3 separate regions of the Homo sapiens genome follow, and all the other regions are linked to region 1. A link is a loop called in an ENCODE intact Hi-C map of the cell type or tissue named here. Cell type or tissue: A673. All regions are shown on one strand.

The links. A loop is a pair of places that touch in the nucleus more often than their neighbours do. Peaks named below come from ENCODE experiments on the same cell type or tissue, not always from the same donor. Only the 100,000 strongest peaks of a DNase experiment are listed, where the experiment ranks them.
Region 2: a loop joins it to region 1, with 9 times the contacts of the local background. A loop is called at or near these places in 13 of 110 quality-filtered maps.
Region 3: a loop joins it to region 1, with 9 times the contacts of the local background. A loop is called at or near these places in 46 of 110 quality-filtered maps.

The regions. Positions count from the first base shown.
Region 1 is chr13:100,233,048-100,238,047 of GRCh38, reverse strand. It overlaps PCCA (propionyl-CoA carboxylase subunit alpha), which reads right to left. Exons shown (of 24, transcript NM_000282.4): 8 at 2,170-2,206. Among named protein-coding and RNA genes, the nearest start is that of PCCA, 150 kb to the right of the region's middle. In A673, a CTCF peak has its summit at 2,609 (motif pointing right); DNase peaks (open chromatin) are centred at 2,357, 3,107 and 3,847; H3K4me3 peaks cover 1,547 bases; H3K27ac peaks cover 3,826 bases.
Region 2 is chr13:99,989,705-99,994,704 of GRCh38, reverse strand. No RefSeq gene overlaps it. Among named protein-coding and RNA genes, the nearest start is that of LINC00554, 5.7 kb to the left of the region's middle. RefSeq lists an enhancer at 3,448-4,397. In A673, no CTCF peak of the experiment used is centred here; DNase peaks (open chromatin) are centred at 664, 1,564, 2,214, 2,544 and 3 weaker places; H3K4me3 peaks cover 3,014 bases; H3K27ac peaks cover 5,000 bases.
Region 3 is chr13:100,512,273-100,517,272 of GRCh38, reverse strand. PCCA (propionyl-CoA carboxylase subunit alpha) reads right to left here. Exons shown (of 24, transcript NM_000282.4): 22 at 1,706-1,846. Among named protein-coding and RNA genes, the nearest start is that of PCCA-AS1, 34 kb to the right of the region's middle. RefSeq lists a silencer at 1-38 and enhancers at 1-38, 1-211. In A673, a CTCF peak has its summit at 2,238 (motif pointing right); DNase peaks (open chromatin) are centred at 1,672, 2,252 and 3,052; H3K4me3 peaks cover 956 bases; H3K27ac peaks cover 4,895 bases.

The sequences.
Region 1 (5,000 bases):
AGAATCACCTGAACCCGGGAGGCAGAAGTTGCAGTGAGCAGAGATCGCACCACTGCACTCCAACCTGGGCAACAAGAGTGAAAAGTCTGTCTCAAAAAAAAAAAAAAAGAAAGAAAGAAAGAAAGAAAGTGGAAGAAAAGGCATAAAGGAAGCAAAGCAATCCACGGCCTGCTATTTACACAAAGGGAATGCTCGCAAGTCCAAAATTCACCATTCAAAATGTGGCACTGCAGTGTAACTGTAAATTTTCTTCTAATCCCTTTATTTCCCTAAATTTCTCTAAATATTGTCCTTTATGTAGATACTGTAATAATAATAATAACAGTATTATTATATCCAATGAGGTTGATAATAATATCTAACCTAGAACTAGAAAAAGAGCTTTTTAAATGTAAAGATGTCTGACAGGATGGAATTAAACTATTTTAGAAAACTATCCTCAAAAGCCAGTAGGTATATTATATGCCTCTTAGGCAATGAGGAATACCAGTGATTTCAAACCATGAACAGAAACTTTTGATTTTTCTCCATAAAGAAACCACAGAATCAGTTCTATATAGTCCAGTTTATTTAGCAGTCGAGCAAATGTTCCTATGAAGTACTGATAGGCTTTTTGAAATGTTAATGATTCTGAAAAAAAAAATGAAGAGATGAGGTAGTCAGATAAAATAAGATTTTCTATGGTCTGGTCTTAAATCCAGGACCTATATCAATAAGATAGATTTTTGCAAAGCAAACAACAAAACACACTTAATGATGGGCAAAGCCCAAATAATTTAGACAGTACCAACTACAAACAAGGGTGCAATAAGCCAAACTGCTTTTCAGGTCACTAAAGACCTGCTAAGTTAGACTGTCCCATTTGCAAAGAACACGCTTACTAGTACAAGTGATCACTTCCAGACCAATAAGATATTTCTACATATCACAACTATATGAGCTTTGCCAAATCAAATGCTCTCTAGAGGCAGAAAATAGATCTAAATAATCTTAGTGAGAAAACAGGCCTACAGAAATGTTCGTGTGGCACGATGAGATGCTTGGACTGAGGCGTACAGGAATGCTGAGAAGACGCTGGGATCCCTACAAGCATTGCCTAATTTCTCTCATCTGTACAAATTTCTGTCAAATGTATACAATTACTGATTTGATTATTAAACCTGCAAAGTTATTTAACAATATTGTTAATCCATATAATAGCATGCCCTTACACATTTTCTCAATTAGCAGATACCAAAAATAGTTCTCATGACCGCCAAGAATATTTTTAAAATTAAAAAGTTGCGAGCCAGGGGCGGTGGCTCACGCCTGTAATCCCAGCACTTTGGGAGGCTGAGGCGGGTGGATCACCTGAGGTCAGGAGTTCGAGACCAGCCTGGCCAACATAGTGAAACTCCATCTCTACTAAAAATACAAAAAATTAGCTGGGCGTGATGGCAGGCACCTGTAATCCCAGCTACTAGGGAGGCTGAGGCAGGAGAATCGCTTGAACCTGGAAGGCAGAGGTTGCAGTGAGCGGAGATCGTGCCATTGCACTCCAGCCTGGGCAATGACAGCAAAACTCCATCTTAAAAAAAAAAAAGGAAAGAAAAGAAAAAGAAAAGAAATTAAAAAGTTGGGAAACACTGCCCAAATACAAGTACATGTAAAACAGCCATTAAAAACTCCTCCAGTCTACCTTTTATTCCAATTTAGATCATTCAGTTCTAATTTCCCACATCTATTTTATCTTTCCCATCTAACAAGATTAAGTTGATACCTAACATCTTAGCAAAAGGCAAAAACTTAAAGAACTATGTCACATATGGTATCTTCATTTTAATCCAAATGTTCTTAATTTTAACAAACCACATTCAACTATGTACATATAAATTGACATTAAACTTATATCCAATCTTTAGAATTCTTAAGACAATTCCTTCTTTGAATTAGCCTGTGATCTCATCTTACAAAAGAGTTATGTATAGTTAAGGTCAAATTACTCTTTACAGTCTCCTTTAATAATAGAATTTGGCAATTCAACTGATACATTCTTCCAGAGCAACAAGTAATCAAAATCTAAAACTATTAAAGTATTATTTGCTCTATGGGAATTACTTATTACCTGTTGACTCAACCGTATCTGCTGAAAGACACAGAAATCCTACCAAAGTTAATTTAAGGACTTACCAATTTCCCTTGCAATTCTGACAGCTTCTTCTGCATCCTGTAAAAGCAGGAAATGAGACTCAACATTAATCCCATGAGGCATTGCACAATGTCTTTAGGGCAGTCATATATTGCACTACTGTCTCCTCCGATTCATTTAATGTTCAATTTTACTACCTTCTAACCCTTTTCATTCAGAGAAATGTAAAATTAATACCATAAGTGGAATGTAAATTCTACCTCATCATTATTATATTAAGAAACTCAAAGCAGTTGAAATGAGCTGGCAGGAAGCACTACCAGAATTGCCAATGATTTGGTGCAGTTGCCGGAATTTAATGGCAGAATTTAGATGTTTACAATCAATACTGAATCATAAATCAGGTCATTAAAGCTTGTCCGCAGCCAGCTTGTTTCTGTCCAATATTATGTGTCATGTTTTCCTAGATTCTGTCAGCAGGGGGAGTTGATTCTCTATTGTTTGGGAGTAGTTGATCGATTTTGCAGAAATATGAAAGTTAATTTCCAGTACCTACAGGAATTACGAATTGTTCCAAAAAATCCTTTTGGTAATCTGCATTACCTTTTCTTTTCTATTGTTTCTTTCTTTTTTTTTTTTTTCAGGTACATATTTTATCTCTACAATTGTATCTTGTTACATAAATTAAAAAAAAACTTTAATTTCAACGAACCAACTACTGGAGGAAAAAACTCCAAAAAGCAAAAGAAAGAAAATACCTTCCTAAACAGTAAGGGGTAAAAGTTTATCCATTTAAGGATTAGTTATTGCTAAATATTAACCAATGCCACTTCTACCTCTAAGAAGATGAAAAGACAAAAACTTCCCTTGAATCTAAGTAATTTCACTGATCATTAACCCTCACCTAACACATCCAACACAGGACACTGCTGAATCATTTCCCCAAATAACAATAAAGATAATGTTGAAATCTAAGCCTCCTTCGTGTGTGTGGGTATGTGTGGGGTGTGTGTGTGTGTGTGTGTGTTTGTGTAATTCAGTGACACAAACTAAACTACCACAAAGACTGACAATATTGTTTTGAAACCACAGCTGGTAAGTGTGACTGAATTTTTAGAAAATGACTAAAATGCTGAAGTGAAGCCCAGTGTTTTTTAAGCTTTTAAGCTAATACGTTTAAAATGTAGAGCAACCATGTCAGAATCCTCCGAGAAGGGGGCGGGGGGGGATGTTTATAACTGGTTCACTTATGTCTAATAAAAAAAAATCTTCTTTAAAGTTCTTCAGTACCTAATAACATCCCCTGAATAAGGAGGTTGGCAGGGGAAGTTGTCAGAAAAATTTAATTTCCTTTCATTAGCCAGTCTGCTCCACAAATAGGTGCTTGTTAAGTTCAAAGGGGTCCTGAAAGCGACATCAGTTTTAAGTTGTTTTTTTTTTTTTTTACTCCAAGCAGTCACATCTGCTAATGAGATTTTCCAAATAACAATTGTTTTCAAGTCAGAGATAAATCTATATCTCCCACCCTATGCCTTCCAAAATCAAGGTTTACTGCTTTATTACACGTTGCTGTTTTCGCTGACCCTACATTCTCCAAACTTTAGCTTAAAGGGATGAAAATCCATGAAAAGGGTCATTTAAGAATGTTAGTGGTTTCCACACATTGAGTTGGAAGGTTCTTTGTTCCAGCCAGTGACAGTTATTGGAGAATACTTCCCCTTAATAGCCTCTCTGTCAGGAAGTGTTAAACCTGCCAAATGCGAACAATTAGTGCCTCTTGAACAAAATACAGGAAGAGTGATGGCTGATGAAGACTGGATTATAATAAACCTAGAAGAAAACTTTTAACATTTCTTTCCAACGTGATGAGAGAAAATAAACTGCTATTGTAAAAAGTTCATCACTTGAGAGAACTAACAGGCAAGTTTTAAAAGGTAATTCAAAAATTCATTAGACATATTTTGTCACTTATTTGAATATACATGTTATAGCTGGGTGTGTATGGATACATAAAGCCATATCTATATCTGACACAGCAAATTAAAAATTCCACTGCCACAAATCCAACACTTCTATAGCATGCCACAAAGCAAGCTTATCTTTCAACTTAACAGCATGCTAAGTCTTCTTACTATGAAAATTAGATTCTTCTAAATGAACTTTCAAATAAAATCAAGCTGCCTTAAAAATTAACTTTTCACTTGTCACTCATTCATCCAAAAATACTTTACTGAGGACCTATTATGCACTGGACATTAAAATCTCTATTACTGTTTCAATAATAAACTACTAAATATTATACACTCAGCCCCAATATGGTCTTTGAGAACATGAAGTTTTATTATCAGGCTCTACAAAATTACTTTTGAAGAGATAAAAAGCCCTATATAGCTCCAAATTCAATGGCACTAAGTGACATCACACTGTAAAGGTTGCCTATAACATCATAAGTTTAAAAAACTTTAATCAAACTCTGAATCAACTAAAAAAAGGACCAACAATCATCACAAAAGATTAAATTAAAAGCTCACAGAAAAACAGTTCCAGAAGCACAATATCTGTGCTCAGCCTTGCTCCTAATTACAGAAATACAAATTAAAACAATGAGATCTCACTTTTCCTCTAGCAAATTAAAATCTGATAATGGCCAGGATGACAAAGTTAAATACTTCTCATATTACTGGTGTCATAGAAAATGGGATAATCTTTTTAAAAAGAAATTGTCAGTATCTACCAAAAGTTTGAGGACACGTTATCTTTTGTTCTGAAATTTTACTCCTGGGAAGTCATCCTACAGATATACCCACATGAGTGAACACAGAGAGACATACAAAGAAATTCATTATTTTGAATTCGTTGGTGGTGTTTTAAT
Region 2 (5,000 bases), 240 kb after region 1:
ACTGTAATCTGATTCTTTGTTTTGTTCTTGGTCTTTAAAATCCTTGATTCTCCACTTTCGCAAAGAATTTTCAATAGTATATGAAAGCCAAATATTTTTATTGATCTAAAGTTTAAAAAAGTCCACATAGTATGTACTATAATTTGTCTCCCTTTAAACAATAGGAAGAGTATTATTAGATTACTAGATTACTTTCTATATCCCTCCCAAATTGTTCCTAGAAAGAAACTTCTGATCTGTTAATTTATCATCACTAATATCTAAAAATGTTTTAACCAATCAAACCATAAAAATATTTTTACTGCCATTGATCTTAAGCAGCATCTAATTTGAAAGATTTTACAGAGTACATTTTCAAAGCATCAAGCATCTTTACAGTTTCTTGGTCTGCCTTCAGTAGGTAAATGAGTATCATTTCAGATTTCCTTTCAGCTTCTTTTGCCTTTTAATTCACAAGTATAGAAAATAAGAGAGGTTAATGTTTTTAAACATTTCTGCTACACGCGATTATTTCAGTGCCATTCTCTGGTGTTGTGTCTGAAAAACGGGTGGCCAAGCCCGCTGCCCGCAGCGCCAGACATTCAGCCGGATCCACCCCTGGGCACAGTCATCAGGGGAAAGAGATTCAGCTTCCAAACTTGATTAAAAACAACCCAACAATTTCTGCCCCGTTAAAGAACTGTGTGATTGGAGAAGCTGAGTAAATTGCCTCAGAGAGGAGGTGGCTGAGGTCTATGTCTCTTTCAAGTGGGAGCATCGAGAAGCTGAAATATGCAGTTAGAGAGTGTGCTGCAGAAGGGCAGCTTGTCCACCAAAATCTGCAGTTAAAGTCCACTTTACAGGATTTAGGTGCTGAGATGGAGTGATTCTCCCTTATAATTTTTTCATCTTAATTTGAAAGGAAAAAGAAAACACACACACATGCCAAAGACCCACAGAGATGCTTAGGAATTGTTAACTTATTTCTGAGTTACTGAGACCTTTTGTTTTCTATTTAGAAAATATTTCAAAATATACTTCTCCCCTGAAAGTTACAATCTGAAAGATATAATTACAAGAAAAACACTAGGAGGGGAAAAATGAAGTAGGAATGAGGAGTGTGTAGGTTGGTGAATAAAATACATAACTGTCAGCATCTTTTTAATGATACATTGTTGTTGTTGTTTGGTTTGTGATATTTTTTATAGTAAAAACTAGACATCCAAACAGGAATCCAAATATGAATGGAAGTGGGAAGTTTTCTGGTGTGTTTCAACACTAAAATGAACACTATGTCTCTATGTGTCTGTGTGTTCTCCTTCAATTCATTTTTTTTACCCCAGAAAGTGGTGCAATTTGTTAATTTTTTTGTGGGCACAGGAGGAGGAAAATATGATACATTTGGGGATTTTTCAGTAGAGCTGTGTTTAGTTTTAATTTTCCTGTATTTTAAAATAAACACTTTGACCAAAGCATGTTTGATCTTTGCAAGAAGGAAGTATACATTGTGAAGGAATGTGCAGCGGTTGGGTATGAAAATGGGGTTGTGACTCACAGCTGCAGGCAGAAAAAAAAAAGGCGTCGTGGTGTCAGCCAGAGGTGTTCAGTCTAATAATTCAAGCTGTAAACTGCATCCCCTAAAATTACCTACATAATAAATCATTGTGCAAAGAAAAAAAAGTTTGGACTGAAAAGTGTAAGTGAAACAGAATCCTCAGGAGATTTCAATGCTGGGACCTATTGACAATGAAGTGAAATACAGGCTTATTTTGTTCAAAACTTTAAGGATCAGAATAATGGAAATTTCTCTAGCACAACTGATTTTTTTTTTCTGGCTTGGGTTTCAACGCATTTCTACCTAGTCTGTCACAAAAATGGGCTTATATATTTCTCTCCTGATCACACAGCCAAAACTGCTTTATAGAATTTACAGTCGACTTAATGCAGTTTCAAGAAAAAGCTCACTCAAGAATGGCTTTATTTTTATAAAAGTGATTATACGTAAGTTATCAAATGCATATCAAGAATGGAGGCAGAAATCTTTCTGACAATTCTTTTAGATTCCTGTCTCATATTACAATGTTGCTTGTAGGTACCAAAGAAACCACAAAATTTGTGTAACGTGGTAAATTAGCTTGCCTAAGAATTCACTGCTAGGTTGAAATACTTAGACACTGCGGTTGGCAAAGCCAGTGCCAAGTCCTGGAGACTTGAGAAACGTGAACATTTGGGGAAAAAATGCACCGTTTGGAGTAGAAAGGAGCTCCGTGGCGGGAGAAAAGATGAAATTGTCAAGAGGAAGTTTAAAGGCCAAGGACACACGAAGTCTTTGAAACAATAAGGGTGAAGAAGTCAAGAAGCAGACTCGCCAAAGCCATATTGAAACAATTTATTTTATAGGATCCCTATATTTCCATAATTAGTAAACAGAGTCACACTGGAAACACGGGCTGTGGGCTCTCGAGCTCACACGGGCCTCTCGAAGAGGAGAAAGTCAAGTTGTCACGGGTCTCTTTCGCCTGGGTATTTCACAGGAAAATACAAGGAGGCGGGAGGCCCGAGAAAGCTGACTCCAGCGAAGTTTGCAATAAGGATTAACTGGAGAAAGGAAGTCCACAGCAATTAAAACCCCTACCCTGGCTCATTAGTATTCATGACTGAATGTCCAGCTTTTCTGTTTATCTTTCTCCCAGGATCAATATCGGAGCAGCGTGGGCCTGGGAGGAGCCCAAGTTGGGCCCGGCATGCGCCTGACCTTTCGCGCCCTCCCTCCAGGTCAGCGCATCTTCAGAACCGCCGGCCAACGCCACACAAACGCTCATTAAATCCACCATTCACAGGCGGGCCGGCGGAGGCTGGGGGACGAGCCCGGGGGTGAGGACGGGGCCAGGGGCACGCAGACCCAGGCGACTCCAAAGAGTTTCGGGAAACCACACTCGGCCACCTAACCACTGTGGGCCCAGTGGGCCAAGAGAGAGAAAAGAACAAGAACCAGCTCTGGATGCAGCGAGAGGCTCCAGCGCAGCTCCTGGCAGGCCCTCGCTGGCTCGGCCTTGTTCCAGACCCTAAGTTTAGGGGGGCTTTGCCTGGTGGTAGGGGGGAGACTGGCAACATAAGAGCCGGGGTGAAAAGGGAACCACACCCACACCTCCAGTTCTGCCAGTCAGGAGCCTCTGTAGGCCTCCGCCGGCCTCCGCGGAGCAGCCCAGTCGCTGAGCGTTAACTGCGATGATTATCTCTGACATTATTATTATTTCTACCCCCCACCTTCTCCAGCAGCTCTGAGCTCCCTTCTGCTCCCCAGGGCCACCGGCTTGGCCTTTAGGACAGAGATAAACCTAGCCCGGGAGGTTGGGAAAGGCAGAGGTTGAGGCCAGGTTCAGGGGACGCGGGGGCCAGGCAGCTCTTCCCTTACTCCAGATTTCCTTGGAGGTGAGGGGGCGCTCCCCTCCCTACACCCGAGGGCTGGAGGGCGCGCGGGCAGGCAAGGCAGCCTGGCCTCTCTCAGCCCCTGGAAGTGGGCTTGGGAGACCCAACTGCAGGGAGCCTTAGTCCCACGCCAGTGGCGCGAGTGCCGGCCTGGGGAGTGCCGCCCTGGGTGGGGGAGGACCCTCCGAGGCCGAATTAGGTTGAGAGCGCAGGGCAGGCCCGGTCCCCTCCAAGAGGCGCTAGAAAGGGCTGGGGGAGGTAGGAATGGGAGGAGGGGTGCGGGGAGCATCTCCTGCTGCCCACGCTAACCCACATTTCTGCGGCCTCAGGTCCTTCCCACTCACGCGAGCCTGTGGCTGGGAGGTGCGGAAGCTGAAGGAGGTGAGGGTGTGTGAGCATATGGTGTGAGTGTGTTGTGTGTATGTGTGTCTGTGTGTGTGCGTGTCTGTGTGTGTGCGCGCGCGCAAAGGCAAGGGACCTCCCCACACACTCTCTGCCTGGCAGCTGCGCTGAGCATCCTCTCGCTTCGTGGGGCAGGAGGGATGCTGGACGAGGGCAGGGCCTAGAGCAGGAGAAGGCGAAGCGAGGTGTCACCTCTTCAAAAGCTCGTCGGCTCCTGGGAACAAAAGAGAAACGTGGGAGGGCGACGAGGTGGCCCCAGCACCGAGAGTTCTCGGACTGTCGGGGCGGGGCAGGAGTGGGAGGACCCTGGTCTCGAATTCCCTGCCGAAGATCTTGGCTGTGGCAGCTCGGGGGCGGGGCGAGGCCTGGACTCGCTGGACCTAGTAGCCCACAGCCTTGACCGTGAACTCAGACCCTCAGGATGCCCTGGTTATGGCTTACAAAAGTTCTCATTTGCAACACCCTGTTCAAACGGCCACGGAGGCCTTTTCATGCTCGGGCACCCAGCCGGACTAGCCTGAGGGTTTTTGCCCGATCACCTGATCCAGTCTGGAAGGACCTAGTGTTTTTTTTGTTGTTGTTGTTGTTGTTTTTCCCCCGAAAATAAAAACCCAGCAATGATCTGGTGTCGGGAGGGGGGAAGTGGAGGGGAACTTCTTCCGGTCCAGTTCTGAGCTGCCAGTGAAAAACAGAAACCGTCCATTTAGGTCTGCTGGGGTAACAGTGGGCCAAGGAGCTCCGGGTTTCTGTGGAACCAGAGCGATATCAGACTATAATCAATCCATCCACAAATCATTATTGAACCTTTGGGTTCTGAGGACCTCTTTCCAGGACGTGTCTGCTAAAACAAACAAACAAACAACAACAACAACAACAACAAACCTACCCAAAGCTTCAACCAAGTCTTGATGGAGTGTGATTTTGAGGCCTTTATCACTGAGCCCTTGGAAGCAGGCCTAGCGCGCCCTTCCGATCATTTCGGTGGAGTAGTGTGGGGGAGGGTAGGACCCGAGTCTCTAGTGGGCGCCCGGTGGGTTCCCGCGGGTCCCCGATGCCACGGGTGAGCTCACCAGGGACCTACCGGGACACACCTCCCCCCGTCCTGCCGACCTGGGCGGGAGACCCGTCACCTCGCCGGCCCAGGCCTTCCTTCCTAGCCAACCCTGGGACGCAGAACAGCACAGAGTCCA
Region 3 (5,000 bases), 280 kb before region 1:
GCCCCGTTTACTGCCTCTGAGCAACCTCCTTGAGGGCCGTGTGAGGGGCCAGGGCTGCAGTCTCACCCTCTTGCCCTCCAGGCTTGAGGCAGGAGTGGTCTCCCTCATCCCTGCCCGCCCTCCCTCCACTCCGGTTTGGATTCAGGTGTTAGAAAAGGATTTAAGGAAAACACTTACTTGAAACACACACACACACACACACACACACACACACACACACACACACGATTTTATAATTAAAGCCACACAATTAGGAGTGGAAAGCTCAGGCTGGCAGTATACAGACTAGATAGATGCCTTCCAGAAAAAAAACTTAAGAAAAATGAAAAAAACAAAACAAAACCCTTATATTGTTTACGAACCTACATATCTAGTCACTAGAAGATTCCACTGACAGCTCTGATAATGTCACGTGCAAGTGAACGATTCTTAATGTCAAGGCCACGAGACTATCCTCTTACGACCCTAACTCTGGAGAAGGAAGATGTCCTCCCCTGAATTTTACACACATTACACACACACACACACACACACACGTAATTTTTCTTATGGCCTCTCCCAAATCCTTAACACGTGGGCATTAGACAGTCTTAAAGAGGGCTTTCTTCCAGGAGTATCAATGCTTTCACAGCAAACAACAATTCACAGCCACGTAGCCTCTTTTATGCCTTTCTGAAAAAGTGGACAGTTCTATTTCTGTATCACCAGGTAAAGCAGCTGTTAAGTCGGTTTTCTAACTTCGCATATTAGTTTCAGGGCTGGTCATTCAAACAACTAAAACTGATCATGTTTTCTTAATATTCACATTTATTGCAAATACTTTTCTAGAAGCCAATGCCAACTACCTGATTTTTTCCTCAATGTTAAGCAGATATTTTATCTGTACTATTGAGAAATCAGGAGGCACTAAAATGTAAGTCCCAGTGACCTGAGATACAAAACGGAATCACCACCTCATCCATGAGAGACAGTCATGTCCGGATGCTATTTTCCTGCACATGAATAAAAATGCAAGTATTTAAGTGTACCTGGAAATCTGGTTGCCTCCTAAATTGTTTTCTTTTCACTTTTGCTGCTCATCAGTAGAGATTTCTATCCATGTTCTAAGAAAATGTGTGCATCCTATCAATTCATCCATGTAAGTTATCTCGAGGAAATAATATAGCTTTGATTTGTGCTTTAATGTCACAAGATCAAGATGAAAAACTTCAAACTGTGATGCTACATTTTATTTACCAAGTAATGGAAGTGCTCTGGTACTGTACAGATTGCAGAATTAACCTTTCCTCAACTCTTCTTCCCAATTAGACATTTGTTCCAGGAATCATGCAAAAAGTTCCTCATCGGAGTATTATTCCCTGGCATGACTTCAATGGATGCTTTGAGCACAGCATACTAGAGAGTAAGCAGCACTTTTAAGGAAAGTACTTCCCAAAACACTGCATTTGCAAAATGATGGAATGCATCTGGCCTTCTTTCTGCTCCACTCCCAGATCATTTGGGAGGGGAAGCGCTGAGGGTCCTGGCACCAACGTAATGCAAACGTGAAACAGGTCGACAACACACGCAATCGATTTTGCTGTTTAGGGGGCGTCGGTTAAGTAAGAACTGCAAAGAGCCGAATCGTGCTGTGCCGTTAGCCGTCGCTTTGGAAGGGGAAGTTGGAGACCAGCATGTCCTGCAGAGAGACACACACAGCCCTTACCGCGTCTCCAGGCTTGACAGAGACGGCCACCACCACTCCGGGCATCGGGGAACGCAGAACACTGCTTGTGTCCTCAGTCACTTTTTCCAGCATAAATTTGTTCAATTCTGCGGCAAGTCTGGTTAAGATATTCACCTTGTACTTAAGGGAAAAACAAAACCAAACCATAAATGAGTTTAAATGAAATTTTCCTCAAAAGTAGCATTCATTCTAAATCAATTTTTAGCTTTTAAATTCAAATTACAGTAAGAGCCTTAAATTCAAATGGTTCTCAATTGCTGCACACATCAAAATATATTTGTTTCTGTCATATATTGAGCTATTTCAGAAAGTTCTTGAAATAAGGGCTATTCCAGTTATTAAAATTAATCATTGATAAGTATCATCCTGTATCTTTAAGAAAAACATCTCAAAACGTTATAAAGAAAACTGAGAATTTTACTTGTATTCCCTTCACCACCTACAAACTTATCCCTATCAAGGAAAATCCCATGAGCTGGGCAGACCCAGGGGATGGAGGAGGTGACATGTGGACAGGCGCCAGTAGATGGCAGCAGATGGCTGTTGCAGCTTCCCACAGCCCTCCAAGAGCGGCTGCACTACGTATCAGTAAGTTAAGACAATGGGGTTCAGTGTTCATTTTGGGCAAAATAGTATTTAAAATTCCATTTTTTCAGTGACAGAAAATGTTATATTCATGACTGAAAACGTTGGCTTTTCTTAAAGGCACTATGTAGTCTTTCTGATGTAACAAGATGGTTAGGAAAAGATGCAAGATAATGAGAAAGCCTTCTGCACTGAGAGACAATAACATCAAGATGTTATAAACACTGATGGAAAATACGCACAGACAAGTATATTCATGGCACCTTCTGTAGGTGGCTCTCAAACAATCGGGCATATTTAGGGCAGTTCAGTGAAGCAGAACATTTCAAAAAAGAGAATTCCTATCCTCTCCGTGAATAAATCTATGAGCCACAATTTGGTCTATCCAAACAGAAAAAAGATAAAATGGTTTGAGGAAGTGTCTCTTGGTGAAATTGGAACCACCACCCGAAGGTTCTGGATCCCTACCAGGTCTGATTTCTCTTGGGTAAGAAAGAAGCAGCAGTGAGACAGCTCCATTTCATTCAAAAAACCTGCTGTAACTCAAAGCCTCCTGTGGGCATCATGATGGCAGGGATGCAAAAACAAAATATAATTCCCCCTTTAATTCTGCATGGGGACGGCGGGAATCTCTAAGTGCCTCTTCACAGGGCCTACTGAAAAGGGTGGGGGCAGAGCTTTGATGGCCTAAGTTCCAAGTGGATTTGCGACACTGTGACAGGTTGAATAATAACATCTTTTGCATGTTTCTTTACTCCTGAGTGTGTGTTTTGCAATCAAGACATAGAAGCGTCTGCCAGTTTCTGAAGGATATGTTCCTTAAGTGAAATTACAGTGCAAATAAAAGCTTTTTGCTCCTATTAAAATTCATCTGAGTCATAAGTGGTGAGGGAAAAAGCGAGGAGAGTGCACGCTGCTGTCAGTCTAATAAACATTCTGGGCAGAGGGACTATTTATCAGTGAATTGTACCTCCAAGTCCTTCATTAAATCAATGGGGGAAGGTGTGGAGGGACAGAGAGGACTATAATTGGACCAAATTGCACAGTTTTCCTATCTGTGCTGTCTGCAATGGGGGAAAAAATCCAACATCACTAGAGGCATCAGAGTCAACAAAAAAGTTACTTTTCTAGTTGGTATCGCCCTGAGCTGCGCCTTCTGTGTGACTGACTTACGACGTGCCTTGTTCAGTTTTCAGTGTAGCACACAGATCTATTTTTTTCTTGTTTTGCAGAATTCGACTTCAAAATATGAAGCCTAAATTCAGGAAAAGTATCTTCATTCGCTGAGAATATGATTTACCACATTTCCCCACAGTGGATATACTCCAAAAACTAAGTTTAGTTATATCACAGATCAGCCTGCATATGAACGAAGCGCTAAGACTGTATTTAGCTTCATTTCTCCCCAGAAATTACAAGATTCTGACGAACACTGGATCCTTTTACTATTTTTATAATTTTCATCTTTCAGATTCCTTTCTCTGTAGGACTCCTGCTTTGCTTGGAAAGAGATGTAAAAGAATCACAAACTCAATGCCTTTAGATGCAGTCTTTGTTACTGATGAGATGTTCCTTTTCCTTTTGTATTTGTTTATTGTTCTTAAATCTGTTTGGGGGATAAGTGACTTATTGTAATAGCAAGTAAAAAATAACAACGGGGTAAACTCCTCCAGAGAGGCCTTGGTGCAAATAGTTGGTTTAGAAATGACCTTTCTGAATATAAAAAGAGAAGACAGAGAGAGATTCTCTTTTTAAGATTACCTTTGATGTTGTCCTGAGCCCGTGAGTGTACCACACAAACACGCCTTCTTAAAACAGCCTCTCAGCTGGCCTGTGCTGTGCTGCACGGGGCGCGTGCCGGGATGGGGCCCAAGCAGGGTGCAGCGTAGGGGCCCATCAGAATGAACTGCCTGGTGAGAACCGTAAAAGCTTTTTGATGCCCCAGAAAAGAAGTCATTTAAGAATGTACACCAGGGCCTTCCAAGCTTCTGATCAAAACTGCTATTTACTAGCATCTCTGGATTCTTTGGGGGCACAGAGAGCCAATGCTTTGTGAGACTTCAGGAATGTGCCCCTACCTGGACCGTGGGGTACAAGCTCGGTTTCACCGTGGGCATTTAACTATTCCTCAAGGGTTGTGCGAAACTCCCTTAGAGAGTTTTGATTTTAAGTTTTTGTGGTTGTTTTCAAGAAGATAAATCACAAAGTTGATGTTTGAGGGTAGGAATCCAAGACTCTGAAGGCTTGTGGACAGGACAGAGTAGTAGGATCCCAGAAGCAGCCAGGTTTTCCCGCTGCCTGGGTAGGATGAGGGAACATGCCAGCGTGGGTGACAGGCAGCTGCCTGTGGGTGGGGCTGGGCTGCCATGGAGCCGGAAGATGACTCGCTCCAGTGAGCTCGGGGCTGGTCAGTGCGTGGAACTTCACTCCGCTGGCTTAGGAAGGTGTTCTCCAGACCACACAGCCAAATGAAAAAAAATGTTCTTGAAAAACAGCTCACCACGTAAGTGAGAACAGAACAGTTGCTCTCTGGCTTGGCCTGGTGGGACTCCTCAACCCACACACGACAGTAATGGGAGGGAATGAGGTGTTATCTAAGGACTGAATGACGGAAAGGTGACCCGAACCCGGGTCTCTAAGCAAATTAATTTTATGGCCTCTACAGTGTGAAATCATGTCTAACAAGAAA